Linked DNA regions of Homo sapiens: region 1 is linked to region 2. A link is an interaction called in ENCODE POLR2A ChIA-PET data of the cell type or tissue named here. Cell type or tissue: Panc1. All regions are shown on one strand. Links, peaks and the distances in the headings refer to the core of each region. The heading gives the core; the rest is flanking DNA. Region 1 overlaps TUBD1 (tubulin delta 1). Region 2 overlaps VMP1 (vacuole membrane protein 1).

The links. ChIA-PET counts read pairs that join two places held together with the same protein. Peaks named below come from ENCODE experiments on the same cell type or tissue, not always from the same donor. Only the 100,000 strongest peaks of a DNase experiment are listed, where the experiment ranks them.
Region 1: POLR2A ChIA-PET joins it to region 2 with 13 read pairs; 11 of 35 experiments call an interaction of 5 or more read pairs at or near these places.

Annotation. Positions count from the first base shown.
Region 1 is chr17:59,871,375-59,874,299 of GRCh38, forward strand. The region is part of intron 6 of TUBD1 (tubulin delta 1); the gene reads right to left. Among named protein-coding and RNA genes, the nearest start is that of TUBD1, 20 kb to the right of the region's middle. In Panc1, for the core only: no CTCF peak of the experiment used is centred there; no DNase peak of the experiment used is centred there; H3K27ac peaks cover 234 bases.
Region 2 is chr17:59,769,504-59,772,428 of GRCh38, forward strand. All of the region lies in intron 6 of VMP1 (vacuole membrane protein 1), which reads left to right. Among named protein-coding and RNA genes, the nearest start is that of VMP1, 63 kb to the left of the region's middle. In Panc1, for the core only: no CTCF peak of the experiment used is centred there; no DNase peak of the experiment used is centred there; H3K27ac peaks cover 2,500 bases.

The DNA.
Region 1 (2,925 bases), core at 274-2,773, 100 kb after region 2:
ATTTTTAGTAGAGACGGGGTTTCACCATGTTAGCAAGGATGGTCTCGATCTCTGACCTCATGTTTCACCTGCCTTGGCCTCCCAAAGTGCTGGGATTACAGGTGTGAGCCACTGCACCCGGCCAGAATGAAGATATTTGTAGCCTCAAACATTTTAATTTCCTTGTACTCTCTTAGGGAGCTCCTGAAAGGTATGGTCCATCAATATGAGGGAATAAATCAAGAAAGCAGATTTGAAATCTAGGAGGTACAGATATAAATCAGGATGAGGCAAGCAGAGATGCCAGGGCTGGCTGCTTATCAAGCCTAGAGAGCAGTCAGTCCAGAATGGAATGGGAAGATAAATGCCTTCCAGAAGATGTCTCTAGGCAGATAATGGAAGTAATCACTTACCTGATGGGTTTAAACATATTAAGAAAGAATTCTTTTTTTTTATTTTTGAGACAGGGTTTTGCTCTGTTGCCCAGGCTGGAGTGCAGTGGCATGATCACAGCTCATTTTAAACTCAAATCCCTTGGTTCAAGGGATTCTCCTGCCTCACCCTCCCAAGTAGCTAGGACTACAGGTGCATACCACTATGCCCAGCATTTTTTTTTTTGAGACAGAGTCTCGCTCTGTTGCCCAGGCTGGAGAGCAGGGGTGTGATCTCAGCTCGCTGCAACCTCTGCCTCCTGAGTTCAAGCCACTCTCCTGCCTCAGCCTCTTGGGTAGCTGGGATTACAAGTGTGTGCCATCACGCCTCGCTAATTTTTTGTATTTTTAGTAGAGATGGGGTTTCTACTACATCCGTGTTAGCCAGGATGGTCTCGATCTTCTGAACTTGTCCGCCTCGGCCTCCCAAAGTGCTGGCTCACAGGCGTGAGCCACCCTGCCGGGCCAGCTAATTTTTTTAAATTATTTTTTTAGAGATGGGGTCTTGCTTTGTTGCTCAAGCTAGTTTTGAACTTCTGGCCTCAAGCGATCCTCCTGCCTTAGCCTCCCAAAGTGCTGAGATTACAGGTGTGAGCCATCACATCTGAGAAGGGATTCATTTTTTTACAGAAAAGTTTCAGGATAAGTTGGTAATAGGTACAGAAAATATCAACTGAATAAATATAATGATTAACAACTCCAGGAGGGAAAAATAAACTGTACACACAAAAAAATATAATCTATGTACACAAGGCTCTACTCTGAATAATATTTAGATAGCAAAAGTAGTACAAACATTGAAAACTGATCTAACTCCCAAGTATGTTAGAAGAATGAAGGTAATTGTGTTTGTATGTGTGAGTATGTGTGTGAGTGTGCACATGTGTCAGTATATATATGAAAATGGGAATGTGTGTGTGTGTGTGTGTGTGTGTGTGTGTGTGTCTGTGTGTGTAGAGGGGGTGTAAGATGATTCAATTCTCAATTTTTTTTTTTTTTGAGATGGAGTTTCACTGTTATCACCCAGGCTGGAATGCAATGGCACTATCATAGCTCACTGTAACCTCTGCCTCCCGGGTTCAAGCAATTCTCCTGCCTCAGCTTCCCAGGAATTACAGGCGACTGCCACCACGCCCGGCTAATTTTTTTGTATTTTTTAGTAAAGAAGGGGTTTCGCCATGTTGCCCAGGCTGGTCTCGAACTCCTGACCTCAGGTGATCCACCCACCTCAACCTCCCAAAGTGCTGGGATTACAGGCGTGAGCTACTGCGCCCAGGCCAATTCTCAATTTTCACACTAGGAATGCAAGAGATAACAATATAAGTAAGACATTTATAACTATGGAGGCAAATTGTAGATGAAATAGCTAGACGTTGAAAGTAGTTTCATCTGTGTAATGGGGAGGTGTAGGATTGCTGTTTTTCCTTGTCATAAATTCATACCAGACATTACTTAAGTTGTTTTTTGTTGTTGTTTTTTTTTTGAGAAAGGGTCTCACTCTGTCACCCAGGCTGAAGTGCAGTTGTGTGATCACAGCTCACTGCAGCCTTGACCTCCTGGGCTCAGGTGATCCTCCCACCTCAGCCTCCTAAGTTGCTGGGAATACAGGCCCATGTCACCATGTCCAGATAATTTTTTATATTTCTTGTAGAGATGGGGTTTTGCCATGTTGCCCAGACTGGTCTCGAACTCCTGGGCTCAAGCGCTTCTCCTGCCTTGGCCTCCCAAAGTGCTAGGATTATAGGTATGAGCCACCATACCTGGCCCATTACTTGACCTTTTAAAAAACTGAGATATAGGCCGGGCGCAGTGGCTCATACCTGTAATCCCAGCACTTTGGGAGGTCGAGGTGGGTGGATCACAAGGTCAGGAGTTCGAGACCAGCCTGGCCAATATGGTGAAACCTCATCTCTACTAAAAATACAAAAAAATTAGCCAGGCATGGTAGCACACGCCTGTAATCCCAGCTCCTTGGGAGGCTGAGGCAGAAGAACTGCTTGAATCCGGGAGGCAGAGGTTGCAGTGAGCCGAGATCGCGCCACTGCACTCCAGCCTGGGTGACAGAGCGAGATTCCATCTCAAAAAAATAAAATAAATAAAAAATAAAATACTGAGATATAATTGGCCGGGCACGGTGGCTCACTCTTGTAATCCCAGCACTTTGGGAGGCCAAGACGGGTGGATCACGAGGTCAGGAGATTGAGACCATCCTGGCTAACACGGTGAAACCCCGTCTCTACTAAAAATACAAAAAATTAGCCGGGCGTGGTGGCAGGCGCCTGTAGTCCCAGCTACTCGGCAGGCTGAGGCAGGAGAATGGTGTGAACCCGGGAGGCGGAGGTTGCAGTGAGCTGAGATCACGCCACTGCACTCCAGCCTGGGCGACAGAGCAAGACTCAGTCTCAAAAAAAAAAAAAAAAAAAAATTGAGATATAATTTAAATACAGTGCAATGTATGGATTTAAGTATATATTTAAATGAGTTTTGGCTACTTGATTTTTAAAACTATGTTCAC
Region 2 (2,925 bases), core at 231-2,730:
AAGTACAAATTCAGAATTTTTGTCTTTGAATAAATCTTTGAATGAATCTTTGAATAAAATTAGCACTCCAAGAAGATGCTGTGTTATCAGTTGGTTTGCATATTTTGTGCATATTAAACTCTTCTCTAGTTTAAGAAGGATTTAAGGGTAATAAATTTGTATGTAGTAGATGGTTTGGAGGAGAGCTTTCTGAATTATTGCTTGACTGTACATACCACTTATTTTGCAGTAAGGAAGCCAGTCATTCTCTCTCCTTAATTAAACTTAGGCTGACAGTTTTCAGTGTTCCACAATTTATGTTTTGTTTTGAATATAAACAAATGTAAAGAATTTTGTATCTTATACAAATATATATTTGAATTTTATAGAGAATCATAAAATTGTAAGGATTATGAAATGATGAGACTTCAGTATCTAATTTGAGATAAATAAATGTCTGTGTCTAGGGTATAATGTGTTTTGGGACACCTGCCTGGATGACTAAATTCCCTTGTTATTTATTTGCATAATAAGAGAGTACTGACTCATGATTCCCATTGTTTCTTGCTAATATGGGAAAACACTAGGAGAATTAAACTAAAATATAACAGTAAATATAGTCAACTACGTATAAGACAGTATACAGCCCTTGATTTCATTTCAGTCCATTATGTTACTTCCTTCTTAACTTTTAGGAAATTTGTCATGAGCTTCAATCACATGATTGCTTTAAGAACTGTTGAACATTTGACTTAACATTTGAACTTAGGAGAAGTTCATGTTTTGAGTAAGATGTTACACTTTCTGTCCTACTTTTTTCTATGGAAGATTTTCCAAAGGTGCAGAGAATTATAAAATGAATTTAATATACTCTCACTCAAGTTCAGCTAGTATTAACTAATAGTTTATATTGTTGTATCTATACCCTTTCTCATTCTCTTCTCAATTATCTTGAAGCTGATCCCAGATATCATAATACACATCATCTGTAAATATATCAGCCTTGGGGCCTAAAATGCATTATCACACCTAAAAGAAACTGTAGTAGTCTCTTAAAATTCATTATCCAATTAGTGTTCAAATTTTTCTGATTACGTTTATTTCTTTTTTTTTTTTTCTGAGGTGGGATCTTGCACTGTCACCCAGGCTGGAGTGCAATGGCACAATCTCATTTCACTGCAACCTCCTCTCGTATTCCCACAATTCTCCTGCCTCAGCCTCCCGAGTAGCTGGGATTATAGGCGCACACCACCATACCCGGCTAATTTTTTGTATTTTTAGTAGACATGGGGTTTCACAATGTTGGTCAGACTGGTCTCAAACTCCTTACCTAGTGATCCTCCTGCCTCAGTCTCCCAAAGTGCTGGGATTTTATTTCTTTTCACATTTATGCTGAAGAAACTGTTAAATAATTTCCCATGGTCTGAATTTTACTGACTAAATTCTAATTAGTATAATTTAAGCATGTTGCTCTGTTCCTTGTGTTTCCTTTGAGTTGATAAATTGTGTTTTTTTTTTTTGTAAATAGGAATACACTCCATAGCCTTGTGTATTTCTATCACGAGATACAATGTCTGTTTGTCCTTCCTTTTTGTGATATTAGCACCATGGATGATTTTTTATTATATATGTCCATTATTTTATTAGAGGTTATAAAATATTAGTATCCCAGTTACATTACACCTTTTTTTTTTTTGAATTATTAACTGGAGACAGGGTCTCACTCTGTCACCAGGCTGGAGTGCAGTGGCACAATCACAGCTCACTGCAGCCTTGACCTCCCAGGCTTAAACAATCCTCCCACCTCAGCCTCCTGAATAGCTGGGACTAAAGGCACAAGCTACCATGCCAAGCTAATTTTTTGTAGAGGCAGGGTTTTGCTGTGTTGCCCAGGCCGGTTTTAAACTGCTGGGATTACAGGCATGAGCCACTGTACTGGGTCTGAAATAATACTTTGATGAAGGAAAACTTTTCCTTGTCACTAATTTAGTTACCCCGAGATATAGTTTATATCAGAAAAAGATAAATACTTGATCTTTATTATACCAGTTTTTAAAATAATAAGTTGGTTCTCTAGCATCCTCCAAAGTTGGCCAACATTACAGTGTTTTTTGGTTTTTTTGGTTTTTTTTTTTTTTTTTTTGAGACAGAGTCTCACCTGTCACCCAAGCTGGAGTGTAGTAGCATGATCACAGCTCATGGCAGCCTTGACCTCCTGGGCCCAGGTGATCCTCCTACCTCAGCCTCCCAAGTAACTGGGACCACAAGTGCATAATTTTTTGTAGAGACAGCCTCATTATGTTGCCCAGGCTGTTCTTGAGCTCATGTACATAAGCAATACACCTGCCTCAGCCTCCCAAAGTTCTGGGATGATAGGTGCGAGCCATGACGTCTGACCAACTTTTCTTATTTAGCAATATATATGATTTGGTTTTTGCCTATATCCATGTATATATGTCTCTCCTGCCTTCTCTGTCTGTTTTTTGACTAAATGTAGGCTTAATCTTTTGGCAGTTAAGTATTCTTTTTCTCTTTTTTCTTTTTTTTTGGAGATAGAGTCTCGCTTTGTCACCCATAAGCTTGCTGCAACCTCTACCTCCCAGGTTCAAGCAGTTCTCATGCCTCAGCCTCCCAGGTAGCTGGGACTACAGTCACGCACCACCATGCCCAGCTAATTTTTTGTATTTTAGTAGAGTTGGGGTTTCGCCATGTTGCCGAGGCTGGTCTCAAACTCCTGAGCTCAGGCAGTTCACCCACCTCGGCCTCCCAAAGTGCTGGGATTCCAGGCGTGAGCCACTGTGCCTGGACTCTTTTTCAAAATTCTTGTTTCAAGTATGGATAATGTAGTTACACGTGGAAATTGTTGGTTCCACCCATTGTGAATACAAAATATTTGAATTTGATTTGGTCCCTTGGGAATTCTTTTCAGAGCATTTGGAGGCAGAA